Regions from separate parts of the Homo sapiens genome. Here all the other regions are linked to region 3. Evidence: chromatin loops called from intact Hi-C (ENCODE). Cell type or tissue: PC-3. All regions are shown on one strand. Each heading gives the region's core, and the rest is flanking DNA. Links, peaks and the distances in the headings are about the cores only.

What was found. A loop is a pair of places that touch in the nucleus more often than their neighbours do. Peaks named below come from ENCODE experiments on the same cell type or tissue, not always from the same donor. Only the 100,000 strongest peaks of a DNase experiment are listed, where the experiment ranks them.
Region 1: a loop joins it to region 3, with 3 times the contacts of the local background. A loop is called at or near these places in 5 of 110 quality-filtered maps.
Region 2: it touches region 3 in a loop (20-fold over the local background); 6 of 110 quality-filtered maps call a loop at or near these places.
Region 4: a loop joins it to region 3, with 4 times the contacts of the local background. A loop is called at or near these places in 6 of 110 quality-filtered maps.

Annotation. Positions count from the first base shown.
Region 1 is chr5:157,604,593-157,610,522 of GRCh38, reverse strand. No RefSeq gene overlaps it. Among named protein-coding and RNA genes, the nearest start is that of ADAM19, 32 kb to the right of the region's middle. In PC-3, for the core only: a CTCF peak has its summit at 1,089; DNase peaks (open chromatin) are centred at 1,172, 2,552 and 3,052; H3K4me3 peaks cover 809 bases; H3K27ac peaks cover 5,000 bases.
Region 2 is chr5:157,429,016-157,434,945 of GRCh38, reverse strand. All of the region lies in intron 1 of NIPAL4-DT (NIPAL4 divergent transcript), which reads left to right. Among named protein-coding and RNA genes, the nearest start is that of NIPAL4-DT, 28 kb to the left of the region's middle. In PC-3, for the core only: a CTCF peak has its summit at 2,945 (motif pointing left); a DNase peak (open chromatin) is centred at 2,925.
Region 3 is chr5:157,665,991-157,671,920 of GRCh38, reverse strand. C5orf52 (chromosome 5 open reading frame 52) reads right to left here and starts at 388. Exons shown (of 3, transcript NM_001145132.2): 1 at 95-388. The coding sequence starts at 306. It also overlaps a transcript of SOX30 not described here. RefSeq lists enhancers at 591-700, 166-723. In PC-3, for the core only: a CTCF peak has its summit at 2,833 (motif pointing left); DNase peaks (open chromatin) are centred at 1,070 and 2,780; H3K4me3 peaks cover 1,101 bases; H3K27ac peaks cover 3,140 bases.
Region 4 is chr5:157,509,425-157,515,354 of GRCh38, reverse strand. ADAM19 (ADAM metallopeptidase domain 19) reads left to right here. Exons shown (of 23, transcript NM_033274.5): 8 at 1,850-1,921; 9 at 5,888-5,930. Among named protein-coding and RNA genes, the nearest start is that of NIPAL4, 52 kb to the right of the region's middle. In PC-3, for the core only: no CTCF peak of the experiment used is centred there; a DNase peak (open chromatin) is centred at 3,554; H3K4me3 peaks cover 475 bases; H3K27ac peaks cover 3,386 bases.

The sequences.
Region 1 (5,930 bases), core at 520-5,519, 61 kb after region 3:
CAGGAGGCTGAGGCAGGAGAATTTCTTAAATCCAGAATGTGGAGGTTGCAGTGAGCCGAGATTGCGCCACTGTACTTCAGCCTGGGTGACAGAGCAAGATTCCTTCTCATAAAACTAACGTGTTTCTGAAGGCGAACAAAATAAAAAAACAAACCACTATTTGTGGGGAAGGGGGGGATGAACAGAGGTTGTCTAATGGGTCTGAACATACAGTTAGATAGAAGGGAATAAGTTCTAGTGTTCAATAGTAAAGTAGAGTGACTACAGTTAACAATAATTTATTGTATATTTCAAAATAGCTAGAAGAGAAAATTTGAAATGTTCCCAACACAAAGAAATGATAAATGTTTGAGGTGATGGATATGCCAATTACCCAGATTTGATCATCACACGTTATAAGCCTGTATCAAATTATATGTACCCCATAAATATGCACAATTATTATGTATCGATTTAAAAATTGTACTTCAGGTCATACCCTCGAAATGGACCTACACTGCACATATTGTTTTGTGACCTGCTTTGCATAAATGTTCATCAATCATAATGTCTAAATATGTATTTAACTTCCGTTGTTAGTCATTCAGACAGACTGTTACCAAATTTTTGTTACTCTCAGTAATATCCAGGAGAAATCTCTGCTCACAAATGTAATTGTTTTCTTATGAAAATTTCTAGAGGGAATCTGGGTCAAAGGGCAAACACATTTTAAGGACTTTTGACACATATTGACACATTGCTTCTCAATAACACTCAAAGCACAGGACCTGCAGTGTATGAAAGATGAAAGGAGATGCCTTTTAGCAGCTTCTTCATCACGGGGTAGGGTATCATCACTTCTGCTGTTCTCTTATTCTCCTGTCTGTATGCTTTGTGTAGCAAGGTGGAATGTAGGATTCTCAAGGGTGAAACGGCATTTTTGCTGTATCCATGGTGGATGTAACTGAATGCATAACAGTGATAGTAATAACAAATTAATATTCGTGTAGAGTTTACTAAGTGGTAGGCACCAGGCATCAGCTCCTAGGGTTGACAGCTCATTTTGTAGGGGAAGCTCAGAAAGGAAGAGCAACTTACCTGATGCCACACAGGGACAGAGCTCAGCTAAGCCTGACAAGAGCCTGCCCCCTAAGGCCCTTTGCTATGCCGCCTCCATGTAAGCAGTGCAAATAAATATTTGTGCATAGGTTGAATCATTCGTTATTTTCCTCTGGTAGAACAACACGAGAAACTCAGAAGGAGGCAGCCATAAAAATGGGCTAAAAAATGCCAGCTGAGTTCTCCCGGTCAGTCCTGACTTGAATAGTCCCAAAGGATTTGAGCAATGCTAGGTTTGAGGCTATGGCCCGAGGGAGTATTTTAATGAAGGGTTTCTTATGACTGAGAACTCTAAGAAGGAAGCTTGAATTATCCCCGTATGAAAATACAGCCATCTAAGATTATCAGTGGCATTTCCTTTTTATAGTGTTTGGCACTAATAATAGCCCCAAACTCCTTAACCCAACTTTCCAGCTTTTTAAAAGAACAGTACTTAGGAGAATGTCTGAACGCTGGGACTGACGGGACTTATTCCATCTAGTGCTTTCTCCCCGAAGGAGAAGGGGAAGGGGGCTCGGGGTTGATGGCTGCCTGCCTGCGTGCTGTGAGCCTAGATTCTTAAGGAAGTGAGGTGGGGCACGTGAGTCTGGAGGAGGAGAAAGGCCATGAGGTTTTTTATGGAGAACTCAGAACCAAGTCAGCAATGATCTGTCCTGGGCTCCAGGCCCTCTCTCCATGCTCCGTGGCAGCCCTGTTCCCGTTAGGCCCGTGGTCAAATTTCTAATAGGGGATCTGAGAAGCAATTGGCCAGCCTCTCCGAGCGCGCCTGAAAGGTCTTCGCAAAGCTGAGAGCGATTTTACAAACTAATGTGTTTCTGAAGGTGCCCTGTCCTTTCTCACTTCCATGTTTCTCCCACAGCATACCTGGTAGCAGGCCCTCTTCCTGCCACGTGCTTGTGGAACAGTTCATTACGTTTCAAAGCTACTTCTGTAAAAATCATTTTTTGAGGTACAATCGACATATATTAATATATCTCCATTTTAAGTGCACATACAACTTGATAATTTTTTTTTTTTTTTTTTTGAGACAGTCTCACTCGGTCACCCAGGCTGGAGTGCAGTGGCTCAATCTCGGCTCACTGCAACCTCCGTCTCTAGGGTTCAAGAGATTCTCCTGCCCCAGCCTCCCAAGTAGCTGGGACTACAAGTGCCCACCACCGACCCAGCTAATTTTTGTATTTTTAGTGGAAACGGGGTCTCGCCATGTTGGCCAGGCTGGTCTCGAACTACTGATCTGAAGTGATCTGCCCATCTCAGCCTCCCAAAGTGCTGGGATTACAGGCATGAACCACTGCCCCCCGCCACAACTTGGTGAATGTTGACAAACGTCTGCACCTGCCCCAATCAAAATTTAGAACATTTCCATTCCCTCAGAAGTCTCCTGCCACCTCCAGCCAGTCCCCTCTCTCACCCCAGCCCCAGGCAACCACAGATCTTCCTGTCAGTATAGCTTAGTTTTGCCTTTTCCGGCAGTTTCACATACGTTGACTCATAGAGTTGTTTCTGGTTTCCTTCACTCAATATAAAGAAAGGAATCATCAATGTTGTTGCATATATTAATAGTTTTCATATTACTGGGTAATAAACTATTGTGTGGATGTACCACAATCTATCTGGAATTTGAGTTATTGCCAGTTTTCGATTGCTATGAATACAGTTGCTATGCACATTCATGCACAAATCTTTTTGTGGGCATATAGCATATAGGAAGTATGTGGCCTTTCTGGGTCATTCTCATGTCTCTAGCAGACATTGTTAGTGGGTCACAGAGCTCTCAATTTCTATCAGACATTCCTTCTCATCACAGAGGTAGTCTGGGCAGTCCCTGGCAGTGATAAGGAGTTTGTACTGAAGACAAACGTCGTTTGCCATCCCTGACCTAGCCCAACCCATACATCTGCTTTCCACAGATGGAAAACAGGGCCAGAGATGGGAAGAACCTGGCCAGTGTCACAGAGTGAATCAGTGAACTTGTGAGAAGCTAAATAAAGGGCTTAGGTGATTCATTTCTCTCAGGCTAGTAAATACCTAGGAGTTGAATTGCTGGGTCATAGGGTAAGGGATAAATAAACTGCCAAACTGTTTTCTAAAGCTGAATATTCTTCTAAGTGATATCTCACAGTGGCCTTACTTTACAATTCCGTGATAACTAATAATGTTGAACATTTTTCATGTATTTGCTGGCCATTTATATATCATCTTTTTTGAAGGGTTTGTTCAAATCTTCTTCTTCTTTTTTTTTTTTTTTTTTTGTGAGTTGCCTTCTTTCATTGAATTTTAAGAGTTCTTTATGTATGTTGGGTACAAGTCCTTTATCTAATATTTGCATTGCAAATATTTTCTTCCAGACTGTGGCCTGCCTTTTCAGTTTCTTAATAGTACCTTTCAAAGTACAGGCAATTTTTAAATTTTAATGAAGTCTAATTTATCTTTTTTTTCTCTCTCTTATGGTTTATACTTTTGTGTCCTGTCCAGGAAATCTTTGTCTACCATAAGACTGTAGTTTGTGAACATTTTCTCCTATTTTTTTTCTAGAAGTTTTATAGTTTTAGCCTTTACTTTGTCAACCTAAAATAATAAAATTTAGAAAATATGATTAAATGTAGAGTTTTTTTGAGCACAAAGCTTGAGGACAGCCACCCAGGAAGCACAAATTTGAAAGATGGAATTGTACTGTTGTGCTCTGAAGTGCAGAAGTTTGGGGTGGTTTACATAGACAAAGTTTAGGAGAAAAAATCAGAATTTTAACTTTTTTTATACAAGGCTTTTTTTTTTTTTTTTTCCTGAGACAGACTTTCATTCTGCAACCTAGGCTGGAATGCAGTGGCACCATCAGCGTTCACTACAGGCTCGACCTCCTGAGATCAGGTGATCCTCCCACCTCAGTCTGCTGAGTAGCTGGGACTGCAGGTGTGTGCCATCATACCCAGTCAATTTTTTATAGACACAGGGCTTCGCCGTGTTGCCCAGGCTGGCCTTAAACTCCTGGGCTCCAGTGATTATCCCACCTTGGTTTCCCAAAGTGCTAGGATTCCTGCTGTGAGCCACCATGCCCGGCCTTATGTAAGGCTTAATGCATAATTACAATGGTCTGATTGGTGAAGGTCATCTTTTTCTTTCAGGAAAGATATACTGAACATTCCATACTGAAGATGAAACAGTCATGAGGTCTTTTGCGCCATCTGGTTTGAGTTAGGTACAGAATAATGCAGGAGACAATCTATAACAAAGGTCAGTGATTAGAAGGGGAGGACATCTGGTCTCTGGTCTCTCCCAGTCATTTATAGCACAAGAACAATGAGAAAAGAGAGTTGATCTATAATCTAAGAAGCAGAAGTTGCAACTACATGCTAAGTGACTCAGATCACCAGTTCTCTCTCAAGGTTTAAAGTCTTTTTGGAAGCCAGGTGTGGTGGCACATACCTATAATCCCAGCATGCTGGAAAGCCAAGGTGGGCTGATTGCTTGTGCTCAGGAACTCAAGACCAGCCTGGGCAACATGGCGAAACCCTGTCTCTACAAAAAAATACAAAAATTAGCCAGGTGTGGTGGTGCGCACCTATAGTCCCAGCTACTCGGAGGCTGAGGTGGGACTTTGCCAGAAAAAAAAAGTGCTTTGGGGGTTCCAACAGCTTTTGAATGTATTTATGTTCACAACTTTTGTCTCTATTATTTATTTCAAATTAATTTTTGTGTATGATGTGAGCTAAAGGTCGAAGTTCATTTTTTTCATATGGCTGTCCAGTTCTTTCAGTACCGTTTATTGAAAAGATCATTCTGAGCAGCAACATGGTGGTTGGCAAGAACAAGTACCTTACGAAAGACAGCAAAAAGGGAGCCAAGAAGTGGCTGATCCATTTTCTTTTTTTCTTTTTTCTTTTTTTTGAGACAGTCTTGCTCTATCCCCCTGGCTGGAATACAATGGTGTGATCTCAGCTCACTGCAACCTCCGCCTCCCGAGTTCAAGCAATTCTCATGCCTCAGCCTCCTGAGTAGCTGGGATTACAGGTGCCTGCTACCATGCCTGGCTAATTTTTTTTTTTTTTTTTTTTGAGATAGCGTCTCACTCTGTTGCTCAGGCTAGAGTGCAATGGCACGATCTCGGCTCACTGCAACCTCTGCCTCCCAGGTTCAAGCAATTATCCTGCCTCTGCCTCCCAAGTAGCTGGGATTACAGGCGTGTGCCACCACACACGGCTAAGTTTTTGTATCTTTAGTAGAGACGGGGGTTTCACCATGTTGGCCAGCCTGGTCTCAAATTCCTGACCTCAGGTGATTCACCCGCCATGGCCTCCCAAAATGCTGGGATTACAGGCTTAAGTCACTGCGCCCAGTCTAATTTTTCTATTTTTAGTAGAGACGGGGTTTCACCATCTTGGCCAGGCTGGTCTTGAACTCCTGACCTCAGGTGATCCACCTGCCTCGGCCTCCCAAAGTGCTAGGATTACAGGTGTGAGCCACCACCCCTGGCTGGTTGATCCATTTTCTAAGAAAGATTGGTACGATGTGAAAGCATGCTATGTTCAGTAGAAGAAATACTGGAAAGACACTGGTCACCAGGACCCAGGGAACCAAAATTGCACCTGGTAGTCTGAAGGGTCGTGTGTTTGAAGTGAGTCTTGCTGATTTGCAGAATGATGAAGTTGCATTTAGAAAATTCAAGCTGATTACTGAAGATGTTCAAGGCAAAAACTACCTAACTTCCAAGGCATGGATCTTACCTGTGACATGGGGGAGAGAGTGGAATTTAGCCTAAGTCAGCCTGGTCCCAAGGTTCCTTAATCTGGAACTCTAAGGCCTTTTTAGAATATTATCTTAATTGTCTGCTTGTC
Region 2 (5,930 bases), core at 524-5,523, 240 kb after region 3:
ACAGAGTGAGACTCTGTCTCAAAAAAAAAAAAGAAGTGTGTAACACTTCCCCCTTCCCTCTCTCTCTCTTCCTCCCACTCTGGTCATGTAAGATGAGCCTCCTTTCTCCTCTTCTTCCACCATGACTAAAAGTTTCCTGAGGCCTCCCCAGCCATGCTTCCGGTACAGCCTGTGGAATCATGAGCTGATTAAACCTCTTTTCCTCATAAATTACCCAGTCTCAGGTAGTTCTTTATAGCAATGTGAGAATGAATTAATACAGACATGGCACATACTCGTTTAAAAATGCTTCTTAATTCTGTCTGCTAATAGTATTTTGTTGAATTTTTGCATCAAAGTTATTAAGGAGGATTGGTCTGCACGTTACTTGTGGTGTCTTTCTCTGGCTTTGGCATTGTGAAGCAGGTTCACTGCACTAGTTACCAGCTTGTCTGAGTCTGATAAGACAGAACACACACATACAAGTTACATGAAGTGGGCTTATTACTTACAGAAAAGCAGCAAGGGACAACAAAAGACTAACATTCATTATGAGCCGGTCTTCCAAAGTTCAGAAAAGCTGCTCAGGGTGCATGGAGTCTCATCTTTGTGTGCTCCTTTTGCACTGCAGCTGAGGCAACCTGGCATGTAGCCCACCCTGGGTTTGATTTCCTTGGGGTGACGTGACATACTGGGGTGACGTGACATGCTGAGCAAAACTGTTGAAGGACATCTTGTCTCTGGAGGTAGGGACTGGATCAGGACCTGGGCTTTTCTGGCCGGTTCCTCCCTGTCTCAGAATATTACACTCCCAGCACATTCTGTAGTTATTCTTGAACTACAATTAAGAAAGAAGAACTCTGTCAGTCCAAGGCCACCCAGAGAACTGTCCTGCTGATATCAGGCCAATACTGGCTTCATAGAATGAGTTAGGAAATGTTCCCTTCTCTTCAAATGTCTGATAAAAGTTTGAGAAGAATTGGTGTTAATTATTCTTTAAATGTTTGGAATTTACCTGTGAAACCATCAGGTCCAGAGCTTTTCTTAACTGGGAGGTTTTCAGTTGGTGATTTAATCTCCTTACAAGTTATAAGGTCTATTCAGATTTTTTTTTTTTTTTTTTTTTTTTTTTTGGTGATTCAGTCTTGGTAAGTTTTGTGTTTCTAGAGAATTTGAATTTTGCAATTTCCCTTCTGTTTTTGAGCTCTAACTTCACCCTATTGTGATTGGAGAAGATTATTTGTATGATACTTTTAAAAATCAGTTGAGACTTTATGGCCTAAGCTATAGTCTATCCAGGAGAATGTTCCATGTGTACTTGAGAAAAATATATATTCTCTTGTTGGTAGAGTGTCCTATATGTCTATTAGGTCTAGCTGATTTATTGTGTTGTTCAAGTCCTCTATTTCCTTCTGTCTGGTCGTTCTGTCCATTATTGAGAATGAGATATTGAAGTTTCTATCATTGTGGAAATATGTATTTCTCCATACAGTTCAGCCACCTTTTGCTTCATATGTTTTGATTAGCTGTTATTAGGTATGTAAATGTTTATTATGTTATGTCTTCTTACTGTATTGAATCTTTTATTAATATATAACACCTTTCTTTCTTTGTCTCTTATGATTCTTCCAATTTAAAGTTTGTTTTATCTGATGGTATTACCATCCCTGCCCTTCTTGGTTGCTATGTGCATGAAATATCTTTTCACTTTCAACCTATTTATGTCTTTGGATTCTAAAGTGAGTTTCTTATAGACAGCATATGGTTAGATCATTTTTAAAAATCTATTCTGCCAAACTGTCTTTTGAGTGAAATGTTTAATCCATTTAAATTTAAAGTAATTACTGATGAGGGATTTTTGTCATTTGCTGTTTGTTTTTTATATGCCTTATAACTTCTTTTGTCTTTTTCTGCATTGACTCTTATATTTAATTTTTTAAATAGTGAGATATTTCAATTTCCTTACCTCCTTTTGTGTAAATTCCATAACTATTTTCTCTGCAGTTACTGTGAATATTACACTGAACATTCTAAAGTTTAACACTATAATTTGAATTTATGTCAGCTTTAATAACTTCAATAACATACAAGTTCTGTTCATTTACAGCTGCATCCCCACTGCTTTCAGCTATTGAAGTTAAAAAAAAATGCATCTTTGTACATTGTGTCCAAAAATGTAAACTAATAATTGTTTTAAAAATGCATTAGTCTCTTAAATTATGTAGAAAACAAAATGTAGCATTACAAACTTACATTGCAATAACACAGTTGACTATTGAAAATGTGGGGGTTAGAGGTGCTGACATCTGTGGAGTCAAAAATCTCCATATAAGTTTGACTTCCCAAAAAACTTAGCTATTAGTACCTTACTGTTGATCAGAAACATTACTGGTACCATAAACTGTTAACACATACTTTGTATATGTATTATATACTATATTCTTAAAGTAAGCTAAAAAATACAGAAGAGAAAATACATTTACTGTTTGTTAAGTGGAAATGGATCATCATAATGGTCTTCATTCTTGTCAACTTTATTTTGAGTAGGTTGAGGAGAAAGAAGAAGAGGACAGATTAGTCTTGCTGTCTCAGGGATGGCAGAGGCAGAAAGGTGGAGGAGGTGGAAGGGGAGGTAGGAGACACATGCACACTTGGTGTAACTTTACAAAAATACATTGTAGTTTCTGACTTTTTTTTTTTTGCTTTTGCATTTCTCTAAAAATGTTTCTATATGGTACCAATCCTCCTTCCACCATTTGCTTTAGTTTCAGTGACTGTATCATAGAAGGGTCCCGTGTCATAAAAGAAGTCAAAAAGCAGTCTTGAATAATCAAAACCCTTCTTCCAGATGGTCTAATGTCAATTTCTTTTCTGACGCAGCTACTGTTGTGTCTTCTTCCTCATTGCCTGGCCCTGGTTCTGAAGCACTCATCTCCCAGTCATCTTCTGTTAATTGCTCTGGGGTGACATCTACTGGTGCTTAAATTTTGTGTAATATTCACAATCTCTTTCATGATTTCCTTGATTGGCTCTGTTGTAAATCCTGTGAAGTCATGCACAACATTTGGACATGGTTTTCTCCAGTAGGAATTTATTATTTGGGGCTTGATGGCTTTAACAGATTTTTCTGTAACACCAGTGGCATCATGAATGGTGTAATCCTTCGACTTTCTTGATGTTCTCTCTAGCAGGGTTCTCTCTGGTAGTTCAACAATCTTTTCCATAGAGTACCATGTGTAATGAGCATTAAAGGTCCTTATGACCCTCTGATCTAGAGAGACTGGATTAGAGATGTTGTGTCTGGGGAGAAGTAGACCAACTTTTCAGTGTTGAACTTAGGGGTTTTGGGTGCCGGGGGCATTGTCCAATATCAAAAGAGTTTGAAAGGGGCTGGGCATGGTGGCTCATGCCTGTAATCCCAGCACTTAGGGAGGCTGAGGTGGGAGGATAGCTTGAGCCGAGGAGCTTGATACCTGCCTGGGCAACATAGCAAGACCCTGTACTCCACAAAAAGGGGAAAAAAGATTTTTAAAAAGTAGTTTAAAAGGCAGTCCTTTACTGGCAAGGTACTTCCTAAATTCAGGGACAAAGCATTGATGGAACCAGTCTAGAAAAAGTATTTGTATTGTCTAGGCCTTCTTGTTATACAACTAAAAGAATGGCAGCTGGTGTTTTCTTTTTTTTGTTTTGTTTTTTGTTTTGTTGTTGTTGTTGTTGCTCCTGTTAAGCCTCAGGGATTAGCAGCTTTATAGAAAAGGGAATTCCTGATCATAAACCTGACTGTGTTTGCACAAAACAGTAGAGTTGGCTTATCATTTCCTGCCTTAAATCCTGCTTCTCTTCATTACTAATAAATGTCCTCTGTGGCTTTTTTTTTTTTTTTTTCCGGAATAGAGCACTTTTGTATGCTTTAAAAACCTGTTCAGACACTATCACTTCTTCCCAGGTTGGTTTTGTTCCTGCTTTTTTCTTTTCTTTTCGACGGAGGCTCGCTCTTTTGCCCAGGCTGGAGTGAAGTAGTGTGATCTCGGCCCACTGCAACCTCTGCCCCCTGGGTTCAAGCGATTCTCCTGCCTCAGACTTCCGAGTAGCTGGCATTCCTGGTGCCCACCACCAAGCCCAGCTAATTTTTGTATTTTTAGTAGAGACAGCATTTCACCATGTTGGCCAGGCTGGTCTCAAGCTCCTGACCTCAGGTGATCCACCTGCCTTGACCTCCCAAAGTGCTGGGATTACAGGCTTAAATCACCACACCCATCCTCCCCAGGGATTTTCTTAATGGCACCTGGGAACCTGTCTGCTGCCTCTTGGTTGGCAGAAGCTGCTGCTTCTGTTACCTTGACAATTAAGCCAAACCTCTTCCTAAAATTATCAAACCATCCTTTGCTGGTGTTAAACACTCTAGCATTAGATCCTTTGCCTTCCTTTTGCTTTAAGTTGTCATGTAATGACTTCATTTTTTTCTCAAATCATATTAGAGTCTATATGTATGCCTTTCTTTTTTTTATTATACTTTAAGTTCTACTGTACATGTGTACAATGTGCAGGTTTGTTACATATGTATACATGTGCCATGTTGGTGTGCTGCACCCATTCACTCATCATTTACATTAGGTATTTCTCCTAATGCTATCCCTCCCCCTACCCCCACCAACACGACAGGCCCTGGTGCGTGATGTTCCCCACCCTGTGTCCAAGTGTTCTCATTGTATAATTCTCACCTATGAGTGAGAACATGCGGTATTTGGTTTTCTGCCCTTGCGATAGTTTGCTCAGAATGATGGTTTCCAGCTTCATCCATGTCCCTACAAAGGACATGATCTCATCCTTTTTCATGGCTGCATAGTATTCCATGGTGTATATGGGCCACATTTTCTTAATCCAGTCTATCATTGATGGACATTTGGGTTGGTTCCAAGTCATTGCTGTTGTGAATAGTGCCACAATAAACATACGTGTGCATGTGTCTTCATAGTGGCATGATTTATAATCCTTTGGGTATATACCCAGTAATAGGATGGCTGGGTCAGATAGTATTTCTAGTTCTAGATCCTTGAGGAATCGCCACACTGTCTTCCACAGTGGTTGAACTAACAGTGTAAAAGTGTTCGTTCAACCCACCAACAGTGTAAAAGTGTTCCTATTTCTTCACATCCTCTCCAGCACCTGTTATTTCCTGACTTTTTAATGATCACCATTCTAACTGGTGTGAGATGGTATCTCATTGTGGCTTTGATTTGCATTTCTCTGATGGCCAGTGATGATGAGCATTTTTTCATGTGTCTGTTGGCTGCATAAATGTCTTCTTTTGAGAAGTGTCTGTTCATATCCTTTGCCCACTTTGTGATGGGGTTCTTTGATTTTTTCTTGTAAATTTGTTTAAGTTCTTTGTAGATTCTGGATATTAGCCCTTTGTCAGATGAGCAGATTGCAAAAATTTTCTCCCATTCTGTAAGTTGTCTGTTCACTCTGGTAATTCTTTGCTGTGCAGAAGCTCTTTAGTTTAATCAGACCCCATTTGTCAATTTTGGCTTTTGTTGCCATTGCTTTTGGTGTTTTAGTCATGAAGTGCTTGCCCATGCCTATGTCCTGAATGGTATTGCCTAGGTTTTCTTCTAGGGTTTTTATGGTTTAAGGTCTTAGTTTAAGTCTTTAATCCATCTTGAGTTAATTTTTGTATAAGGTGTAAGGAAGGGATCCAGTTTCAGCTTTCTGCATATGGCTAGACAGTTTTCCCAGCACCATTTATTAAATAGGGAATCCTTTCCTCATTTCTTGTTTTTGTCAGGTTTGTCAAAGATCAGATGGTTGTAGATGTGTGGTATTATTTCTGAGGGCTCTGTACTGTTCCATTGGTCTATATGTCTGTTTTGATACCAGTAGCATGCTGTTTTGGTTACTGTAGCCTTGTAGTGTAGTTTGAAGTCAGGTAGCATGATGCCTCCAGCTTT
Region 3 (5,930 bases), core at 599-5,598:
CGGGGTCCGGCTAAGGGGAGCGCGAGTCCCAAAGAGTTAGGGTTCCCTCGCGGGTCCGAGGGTCTGACGAACGCTCTGGGCATGCGGGCCACACCTGAACAGCACCGGCTGCTGCGCGGACCTCGGCCGCGGAAAGCAGATCTGCGGCTGACCCCCTACGCCGATTTCTGGGCGGCGGCCGAGTCTATCGCGCTGGTAGTTCGAACCCGAGGTGGCGCTGGAACTGGTGGTCGCCTGGGCGGCGGTCCCGCCGATCGTGGAGGATCCCTGGTCACAGGTGACCGAGGGCCTAGTCGGCTGTGTCATTGCGGCTTCCCTGTTGGAGAAAGAGTTGGAAACTGGTGGCTGGTTGCCAGCCCACCTAGGTGGGCGCGCGCTGACGCGGAGTGAGTCCCTGGGCGGAGCCCTGAACCGAGCGCGGCGCGTTGCCTGGGAGACACATATTGGCTGCGGGGAAGGGGACGGGGGCTGTTGGACATGCGTGCAGAGTCCGGCGGCCACGGACGCGGTAATATTGTCCCTCGGCATCCGCCGTGGTGAGACCCGGCGCGTTGCTGTGAAGACGGACGGGTCTGGAAGAAGTGGGGTGCGGTGAGCTGAGCAGACCTTTTCCGCTTCGACGTGGGGACTGCAGTGACCCCGGCCTGCTGGCGGGGCGGGTAACGGGTTGAGCCAGGGTGGGGCTGCTCAGCGGCATGGAGCTGAGGTCTGAAGACCCAGCACAGGCGATTCCTTTCTGCGACGAGACAATTGCTATGGAAACCAAAGTGCTGGGTCAGCGGGGATTGAGGCTCCAGGATCAAGACTGGTGTCTTTCCGGAAGACCCTTGGCTAAGGCTTCCCGGAGCGGCTGCTTCCTGAATGAATCCGCCATCTCCTGCGGGGTCTTGACACCGAGCAGGCGAAGAAGCCTATTCCAATGCCAGCTCCCCCGGGAAACCTACCTGGCCCACCCCTATAAGTGGTGCCTCGCTCTCGTTAACTCTTAGACTTTGTTCCACGTTTATAACCTAATATTTCGGTAACGCCCCGCGGTTTTTGTTTACTTTTCCCACACATAATGGACCAGAAAGACTTGCTTCCGGACTTTGCTTTATGACTCTGAACAAGTCATTTTTCCCACTGGGTCTCACTTCCCTCTTGTGTAAAATGGAAATATTAACTCTAGATGCCGGTCTGGTTAGGTTTGAAGATCGAACCAGATGAGGGAAGCCAAAGACTTCATAGGCTGTAAAGTGGTGAAACTGAACTGCTAACGAGTTGCTATTTTTTTCTCCCCTCCCTCTCCCTCAAGCTAAAAGTTCTTCAGATTTCTTGTGATTTCTTCAGGCGGTCTTGGGACTCCCTAGCCTCCGACCTGGAATAGATCTCTCTTCACACTTCACTTCCACAGAGCCCTTCATTTTAACTTCCCTATCCAAAGCAAGAAAAATAGTTATCATTTTTAGAGGGCTTACTCTGTGCCAAGCCCTGATAAAACTCTTTACCTGGATTATCTCATTAAATTTCACAACATCCTTTTAAGGTAGCCACTGTTATCCTCTTTTTAAGCTCTGTCTGCCTGTAATTGCCTATTTAATGTCTGTTTCCCCCACTAGACTTTGAGCTCTGAAAAAAGGGGCCATGACTGTCTTGTACATTTCAGTATCTCCAACACCTAATACAGTGCCTGATAAATATTTCTTAACTAGCATGAAAATGACTGACCCTCCTCCTATCACTACCCTTACCCTCAAGAGCATTGTCTCTCCTGCAGACTTTTAGTTGCTGTGATGAACAGCACATTCCTTTATTCCCATTACTCACTGGTTTGAGGGGCCATCAGTTCACTTCTCTCTGGATTATCTGATGATGAGGATCCAGAACATCCCTTAGCATTTAGGCTTCCACCTGGGTTCAGGAGGCTTTTTCCTTGCCCTTCATATAGTCTCTAGAACAAGGCAGCCCTAGCTGCCCTTCCTGGGGTGAGCCTGATGCATTTGAGTCTAGGGCGTTGGCAGGTAGAATTTACCTATACAATCTTTGGCTCTTCTCTTTAGTAGCCTCAGAACCACCCCCATCCCCACTCAGCCTGTTCCTGGAATTCTACAGAAAAATGGCCAGGCTGGGTGCCGTGGCTCATGCCTGTAATCCCTGCACTTTGTGAGGCTAAGGCGGGCGGATCACTTGAGGTCAGGAGTTTTCGAGACCAACCTGGTCAGCATAATGAAACCCCGTTTATACTAAAAATAAAAAAATTAGTCAGGCGTGGTAGCGCCCACCGGTAATGCCAGCCACTAGGGAGGCTGAGGCACGAGAATCAGTCGAACCCGGGAGGCGGAGGTTGCAGTGAGCCAAGATTGTGCCACTGCACTTCCAGCCTGGGCGACAGAGAAATACTTTGTCTCAGATAAATAAATAAATAAATAAATAAATAAATAAATAAATAAATAAAATTGATGGGCGCGGTGGCTCACACCTATAATCCCAACTCTTTGGGAGATCGGGGAGAGCAGATCACTAGAGGTCAGGAGTTTAAGACCAGCCTGGCCAAAATGGTGAAACCCCATCTCTACAAAAATTAGCCGAGTGTGGTGGTGCCTGCCTACAATCCCAGCTACTCAGGAGGCAGAGGCAGGAGAATCACTTGAATCCAGGAGGCAGAGGTTGCAGTGAGCCGAGATAGTGCCACTGCACTCTAGCCTGGACTACAGAGTAAGACTCTGTCTCAAAAAATTAAATGACTTTGCTTCCCTCCCCAATCCCAGCACCCAGGCATTGTGCCTTGCAGCAGATCCTAGCTGAGCATTTAAGCACAAGCCTCTGCTGACCCCTTTTGGTCTCTGTGGGATCTGCCCTAGTCTAGCAGCCAGGGCCCCAGGTGCACATTTGGCACCTTTTGGCCTTGTGACCTCACCTGTCAAAATGCTTTCCCACCATTTATCTCATGGGGTCCTCTCTACAATCCTGGGAAGTGAGGAAAGCCGGGATTCCCATTCTCACTTTACAAATGAGCAGCAGGATCCTGGGATCCAGTACCAAATCTACCACTAATTCCTTACCTGACCTTGGCAAGTCACCTTCCTACTCCCAGGCTCAGTCACCCATCGATGAAATAGGAGGGGCGATCTGCACAAGACAGCTATATGGTTTCTTCCACCTCCCCAACCTCTCAGAGTGGAGAGGTAACTTGCCCAAGATCAGAGTGAACCAGAGCTGAAGCACTCCCAGTCTGCAGGTCCCCATCACTGATCAGGAAAAGCCAGAGGTGTCACAGCAAAGAAGAAAACCCATTCTTCCACCTTTATGTTCTGATTGTGTGTTCAAGGGCCACATAGATAGGTGAGTGGATGGATGGATGGATGGATGGACGGATGGATGAGTGGTTGGATGGATGAGTGGATGGATGGATGAGTGGATGGATGGATGGATTGGTGAGTGAATGGATGAATGGATGGATGGATGAGACAGATATGTCAGAACTTTGGGATCACTCTTAGCAGCAACTTCAGCAGCTACCTACCTCCCCCTGCTCCCTGACAAGTTACCCCTCTGATTCCAGCTGGCTAACCCTTTGGCAGGATCCTCTGGACCCACCAAATTCTGAATCCTTCACATTCTGAAATCACTGCCCCTGCCTGACAGCCTGGAGCTAGGACCTGCAGTGTGGGGAATAAGTCTTCATCCCAGGCTTCCTTCTTGACATGTTATCAACCACTGTCCTCAACAGCTACAGCCGTAGGAGAAGAGTCAGTGGCCAGGGACCATAAACGAAGGCTCCAAACATGGGCATCCCTCACAGAGCAGTTCCTTTGGCCAATAATGGCTGAAATAAACTCTGTGCTCATAATGAAGCTGAGAATCACTGGGGCGGCAGCCTGGCATGGGAAGAGCACGCCCTGTGCATCGTATGGCCTGGTTCACATCTGACATTAAGTTCCTCCACCTCTCTGTGCCTTGGTTTTCTTGCCTGTAAGATAGGCGTGATGCCTGACAAGTGTTGTTGTGGGGAATGAATGAGGTAAGATATAAAATGCCTTGCAGGTCATAGGTGCTCAGTAAACAGAAGTTCCCTTCTTTTTGTTCCAGGTCATGGAGAAATGTTGTAGAGGGAAGGAACAAAGTCTACTGTGCATCCAGCAAGGTTTGTATGTGTGTGTGTGTGTGTGTGTGTGTGTATGTATGTATGTATGTATGTATTCTGAGATGGAGTCTCGCTCTGTCGCCCAGGCTGGAGGGCAGTGGCATGATATCAGGTCACTGCAGCCTCTGCGACCTGGGTTCAAGTGGTTCTCCTGCCTCAGCCTCCAGAGTAAAGTAGCTGGGATTACAGGGGCCTGCCACCACATCCGGCTAATTTTTGTATTTTTAGAAGAGACAGGGTTTCACCATGTTGGCCAGGCTGTTCTCAAATTCCTGACCGCAGGTGATTCCGTCCGCCTTGGCCTCCCAAAGTGCTGGGATTACAGGCATGAACCACCATACCCAGCCTCAAGGTTTTTAAACTGGTTTTTCCAAGTACTCCAAAGCAGTACAATGCATTTGGTGGGGGAATGAAGGGAGGGGAAATGAAATGTATTTTCAACAAGAAATGAAGTTGTGTTCAAACATACTTAATCTCTTTAAGAGATAGTACTTTTCATCTGTCCACTGCCACCATCATAGAACTTCAGGCACAATGAATACTCCACAGAGATTTTCCAGTGACAAGCTGAGCTCATCTCTTTATTTCATAGGAGTCTGGGGCAGCAGTCAGGACTCCTACGTCCCATCCCTCCACTTCTTGGGTGAGCCTCTCCCTCATCCACATCTCCCTAACCCAGCCTGACTCTCCCTAATGGCCTATCCATCCCAGAGTGGGTGACAAGTTCTTCAGATACCTAGTGGAAGAGACACCTGGGTTGGAGTCCAGCTTTGATGTTAAAGAGTTGACCTTGGCCAGGCATGGTGGCTCATGCCTGTAATCCCAGCACTTTGGGAGGCCAAGGCAGGTGGATTACCTGAGGTCAGAAGTTGGAGACCAGCCTGGCCAACATGATGAAACCCCGTCCCTACTGAAAACACAAAAATTAGCCAGGTGTAGTGGTGCATGCCTGTAATCCCAACTATTTAGGAGGCTGAGGCGGGAGAATCGCTTGAACCCAGGAGGTGGAGGTTGCAGTTAGCTGAGATTGTGCCACTGCACTCCAGCCTGGGCGCCAGAGCCAGACTTCATCTCAAAACAAAACAAAAAACCTCATCCATAAAATGGGGCTAATAAAATTACCTATTCTGCTGTTGGGAGGATTCAATGAGATCATGTTTGAAAAGAGCTGGGCCTTATACCTGGCACATGAGTGCTCAATAAATGTTAATATGCTAACGATTTTGATGACCTGAATGGGATCCCAGCTGAGATTTCATTTGAACTGAGGTGTGTGTGTGTGTGTGTGTGTGTGTGTGTGTGTGTGTGTGTGTGTGTGTCTACTGGACTAAAGAATCTTTCATCTGGGCATAGTGGCTCACACCAATCCCAGCACTTTGGGAGGCTGAGAGGGGAGGATCTCTTGAGCCCAGGAGTTTGAGACCAGCTTGGGCAACATAGCCAGACCCTATCTCTACAAAAATACAAAAATTAGCCAGGCATGGTGGCATGTTCCTGTGGTCCCAGCTACTCTGGAGGCTGAGGTGGAGGTGGGAGGATCGCTTGTGCCCAGGAAGTCAAGAATACAGCGAGCCATGATTTTTCCACTGTGCTCCAGCTTGAGTGATAGAGTGAGACCCTGTCTCAAAAACAAACAAACAAACAAAAACAAAAAACAAAAACCTTTGGCCAATCTCCTTAGTTTCAAGATTCCATTTCTCCCACAATATCTTCCCATCCAATACCTCTCCATTCTTCACTCACTAATTTTTCTTTCTTTTAATCTTCTTCTCTCCCAATAACTAAGTGGCTTTCAGGAATTTCATTG
Region 4 (5,930 bases), core at 444-5,443, 160 kb after region 3:
GAGAAGATTAATATTTTTTTGAAAGACAATGAAATCTGGCCCTGATGTTCTAATAAATATTACTAAATGAATGGAAATGCTGCAACGCTGTCTGTGCCGAGAGACCAATTTAGAAACAGGAGGCCTCTATAATGAGAAACTCCTGGATTAACACCTTGGAAAGGTCTAAGTTACAGTGTCACACTGAATCTAACTCTAGAAAGCAGTGGTAACAGATTCTCTTCTGGTGAGTGGCAGTTTTAAGGAAGCCTAAGAATGTCCACAAGCTGTGGTGAAAGGGAAATGGTGGATTTCTTCCCTGTATCAGGGCTGGTACACACCTCTGGCCAAACAAATACCCCAGGTTGTTTTACTTGGCTGTTCTTGTTCTTTCTTGCTTAGATATTCTCATGGGATGGGGTGGAGGAAGGACGTGAAGATTTTGAATCAAAATAACATGTATAGTGGGTACCTAAGATAAATTAGAGAGGACCCAGATTCTGTGTAACAATGGCAGTGTACAGGACATGCCCATCATTTTTAAATGTAATTTGCAGTTGTAGCAGGTTTTCTCTTTACACTGTGAAGCTTTCCTTCATCATTGCAGCTCAGAGAGATCTATCTTTTTGAGGCAGGAATGGTAAATAGGAGGTATTCATACTAAAATGTCCTCTTTCTGGTACCCATGGCAGATATTTCTAATGGAACACAGCTTTCTTTCCTGTGCTTGGTTAGAAATGTCTGATTACGGCCAGGCGCAGTGGCTCACGCCTGTAATCCCAGCACTTTGGGAGGCCAAGGCAGATGGATCACTTGAGGTCAGGAGTTTGAGACAAGCCTGACCAACATGGTGAAACCCCATCATTACTAAAAATACAAAAATTAGCTGGCCATGGTGGCGAGCACCTGTAATCCCAGCTACTCAGGAGGCTGAGGCAGGAGAATCGCTTGAACCCGGGAGGCGGAGGTTGTAAGCCGAGATCACGCCACTGCACTCCAGCCTGGGCAACAAGAGCGAGACTCTGTCTCAAAAAAAAAAAAAAAAGAAAGAAATGTGATTGAATCGATGCAGTCTCATAATTCTTCTCATTCTTCTCACTGTAGAAGGCACTGCCAGTGGATCTGAGTGGTGTGCAAGATGAAGCCTATTTGCCAGTGTCTTATGGTCCTCCTCGTTGGCACTCATGTCATTCACATGACCTCCCACTGTGGTTATTTCTGTGCACGTTTTCCCGGCAGGTTTTCTCAACCATTTCAGTTCTATACTCCTTAAGTACAGGGTCTGTCACTCAGCATCTGCCACAGTTATTTCTGGCCCTCTCTGTTTTAATTGAAGCTCCTCTAGGCTAGAACCAAGATCTCACACTTCTTTGTGTCCTACATAGTGCTAAGCACAATGCCTTGCCCATAGCAGGCATTCAGCAGCAATTCGATGATTGTTGATTGACCACATGTAGGGAAGCCTCGTGAGATCTGTGTAATGGTGGCTTCATGTTGGGGTGATGACCACGGTGAGGATTGGATCAGTCCTCCTAAGCCCCAGTGGGAGTTTGCCAGAGGCCATGTAATTCGAAGGACAGGAGAATAAGATGTGCTTCAAGGGTTAGAGGAAGGCAATTCTACTCCGTGCATAATTATTGCATGCCTACTGTGTGTGCTGCGCTGAGCTAGTAGCTGTGGATATGAAGATGGATGTTGACAGGTCCTACCCTCCAAAGCTCTTACTGTGGTGGGGAAGACAATTGCATAAAAATGATGGCTCATAGAAGACAGAAGAAAATAAGAGCAAATTCAAAGACAAGTAATGGGGCGCAGGAAGCATCCTGTGAGAGGTTCTGGGATCTCACATGGTTCTGCTTGTCCCATTTAGTTTCAGAAGAATCGACGAGACCAGGACGCCACCAAACACAAGCTCATAGAGATCGCCAACTATGTTGATAAGGTGAGACCAGGTGTGTACTTTGTGGGAAAGGTGCCAGGTGCCAGCACTTCCAAGGGCACTGGAGCTGCCTTCTGCTGGATTGGCTGCCCCAGCCATCTTCTGAAAGGGAATGAGCAGTGCCATAGAGGCCCAGGGCGGTCATGACAGAGCCCTGAACTACGTACCCTTAGGCAAGTAACTCATTTTCTTTGTGTTGCATTTTTTTTTCTTTTGTTCTGTTTTCAGCTTATAAATAGAAAGGCTGTCGTAAATCAATGTGTGGTTTTTTTTTGTTATTTTTATTTTCCTGGTGGAATTTTAAAAAATGAAATCTTATGCCAATATCTACTATAAAAGTTAGATGAAAACAGACTGCTCTAAGTGGGAGCTGGGGTGAGGACCCAGAACACTGTCCTTCTGACCCCTTCCTCTTACCCCTGCAGTGGCTCCCGAGCAGCTTGGGGCATGGAAGAGCCCAGTTTAAGAATCCTTTAAGGTTCTTTAAGGTTCCTTCCAGATACAAAGCCCAGGGATTCTCTGACTTAGGAGGGAATTGAGGTAGGTCAGGGTGGGAAAGACACACAGCCTTAAAAGTTGAGAAGTGGGCTGTTTGAGAAGTGGGTTGCTTGAGAAGCGGATTGTCTGAGAAGTGGGTTGCTTGGGGCTAATCTATAAAGTCTCCATCTGTAAAGTTATCCTAAAATTATGTCTTGTCTCTTAGGAAGGATGTGCAGTGGTTAACTTTCCTAGGTCAGGACCTTTTACAAGATGCTCTTCGGAAATACCTACATTTTTGAATTTTACTAGAACGGGCTGGTCTGGGACTTGGAAGTACATTGTGTATATGAAAGAAGATATTTGTTATAGTACAAAATGCAGAATAGGTAACCTAGAATGACAGTAGCCTCTTGGTAGGCTAGTAGTATATAGTTTTTAAAAGTAGTTTTTCATGTGTTTGGGATCAAAAGTCTCTTTGAGAATCTGGTAACGTTTATTGCACAATTTTAGAATACTCATAACATTGATGAAGCTTAACTTTGGGCCTGCTAGGGATTCATGAATTCCAGGTCTAAAGGGAAAATCATTTTTTCCTAAACACTAGAGAATATAGGAGATCACTTAAAATATGTTTTAGGGATTAATAGGCAAATGTATTAGTTCTGAAGTCATCAGATGGCAGTTTCCATGCCCATGGTTTTTTTCTGCCCTAGATGGCTCTGGAAACAAAGGTCAGTGGTCAGTGACAGGTGAAAGTCAAACACTGGCATTTCCTGGAAGGACAGACTCTAGGGACACAGTCCAGTCCTCCCTCTAGCTCCTGACTCACTCAAGAATAACATTTAAATAATCCTACAACCCAAACATTTGACATCTGGGAAAACAAGGGAAGCTTGTTTCCCTGGGGAGAATATGGGAGGCTGACTCTGCTTTCCCCCATGTGACATCTATTGTTTGGAGACCTGGCAGGTTCGGACTTGGCTGGGTATCCCCTCTGTGGGGTATGTGATGGAACCAAGGGCGCTGGTGACAAGTGAAGGGAGAAGAGAGGCACCAGCAAGCCCCAGTCCTTACTGAAAGCCCTAAGCCTGGGTGGCCCATGCATCCTGTGCAGCCGTCTTGGCTCTCTCCTCGCGGCTGGTGTTAGTCACTCCTGGCGGGTAAGGGAAGCCACGCCCACTTCTCTGGAGCTTGCTGACCTAGCTACTTGAACTGAACTATTGTTGAACTAAAACTGGAATGAATTGGACTCGTGCTGAGTCATGAACCCAATCCAAAATGTTTTTCTGTAACTGTGAAAAAAAGCCAAGTTTACTTCCTTCAAAAGCTCCCTAGTAAAGCAAATTCAAATTGGAATCTGAACCTTTTATTTTCTGTAACGATTGAACTGGCACAAAACAGAAAAATCAAAATTTCTGTTGAAATAAACTGATATTTCACTGAATCTGGAGCCCATCTTGACCAGCGTTTCTTGGAGCGAGTGGATTATCTGGATGTGTAGGTACTGCAGCACTGAAGTAGTAAAGGGTCACAAATAGGCTCTGAGGTTGTAATTTGGGCCTTCATCCTGGCTCCACCATCTTCTTGCTGAGACTTTGGGCAAGTTCCTTAACTTCTCTAAGCCTCAGTGCCTAGTACGTAAAAAGTGGTGGAAAAATGTTGGTGCTATGATTATTCTTTTCAGCTGGGGCAGTACCTACCAATTTTGGATAAAGATGGTATCTCCTGCTCATTATGTCCTCTCCATACATGGGGCTTTTTATTAAGTCACTGGCTCAGTATTTGTAGGGTGGACCCATCAAAGAACCCGTTGTATCCACACCTTCCAGTGGTTTAGCTTTAAAGAAAACCCTCCTCCTGCTTATATTTGTATGAGGTGAAAAATGCCAGATCATAAAGATTAGATGTAGCTCTAGCCTCGAGGAGGTCGAGTCAGATCTTGGGTATAGAATTTCAGGATCTCTGGTTTGGACAAAACCCTGAAGATTACCAAGAACGTCTGTAGTCTATTGCTTGCAACCTGCTTATTCCATCCTTGACAAAACCTGAGACTATCCAGGGATGGGGAAGAAAATTTGAAGAGTAAGCATATCTGTGCACTTTTATGTCATTTATACTCATTTACTTCCAAAATGAGTGGGAGACATTTTATAATAAAATATCCATGTATTAATATAATTTGGTATATCCATACGAAAGAATATTATTCAGCAATAAAGAGAAATCATAAACGAATACACTCTAACACATGGATACATCTCAAAAACATTATGGTAAGTGAGAGAAGCCAGACACACAAAACCACATATTGTAAAACAAATGTCCAGAAAAGGCAGAATAGAAACAAAGTAGATGCACGGTTGCCTGGGCTGAGGGTGAGAATGGGAAATGACTATCAATAGACATGAGGGATCTCACCGATGTGATGAAAATATTCTAACACTGGATGATGGCGATGGCTTTATTTTATTTTTATTTTTTTTTGAGACGGAGTTTCGCCCGTGGCCCAGGCTGGAGTGCAATGGCACAATCTTGGCTCACCGCAACCCCTGCCTCCCGGGTTCAAGTGATTCTCCTGCCTCAGCCTCCTGAGTAGCTGGGATTACAGGCATGCGCCACCACGCCCAGCTAATTTTGTATTTTTAGTAGAGATGGGGTTTCTCCATGTTGGTCAGGCTGGTCTCGAACTCCCGACCTCATGTGATCCATCCACCTTAGCCTCCCAGAGTGCTGGGATTACAGGTGTGAGCCACCACGCTTGGCTGGTGATGGCTTTAAAACTTGGTAAATTTACCAAAAAGCATTGAGCTGTACACTTAAAATAGATGGGTATTATGGTATGCAAATTATACCTCAATGAAGTGGCTTTAAAAAATCTATATACAAGAGAACTTTTTAGATACCCATAAGAAAGATAAGGCTCACATAAGGAATTGGGAGAAAAAAATTGTACCAGACAGCCTGGCCAAGGGCACTGATTACAGAAGACAGCAAAGCTCAGCTCTGAGCTATCTCATGACCAGCTTTGTTTGAAAGCCTTCTTCCTATTTTAAAATGAAATTTATGTTCCTGTCTGTTTTACCTATTGACCTAAGCCCTACTTGAACATCATGCAGAACAACTTTTTCCACATGATAGACCTATTCATATCTGAAAGCAATTTTATGTCCTATCTCAGTCATCTCTAAACAAAGTCACTGCAGTTCTGCCACCAGAATGTCCTGCTCTCTCTCAGGATCTCATTTTCCCTTTCTAAAAAATGTCAGTAACACCAGTTGCCTCCTTCTGTTGGAGCCATGGGCAGAAGAGAAATCTGGTATCTGTGCTCTGAGTTCTTAGGCTAGGAAGGAGCTTTTTTTTTAAATTTATTTTTATTTTTTAGTTTTAGTTTTTTTCTTTTTAATCTCAAGCTCCACCAGAATGAAAGGAAGGGGCTTTTAAATCCCAGGTGGTATTGACAGATACTGTGGTTTTTCTGTGTCCTTTCAGTTTTACCGATCCTTGAACATCCGGATTGCTCTCGTGGGCTTGG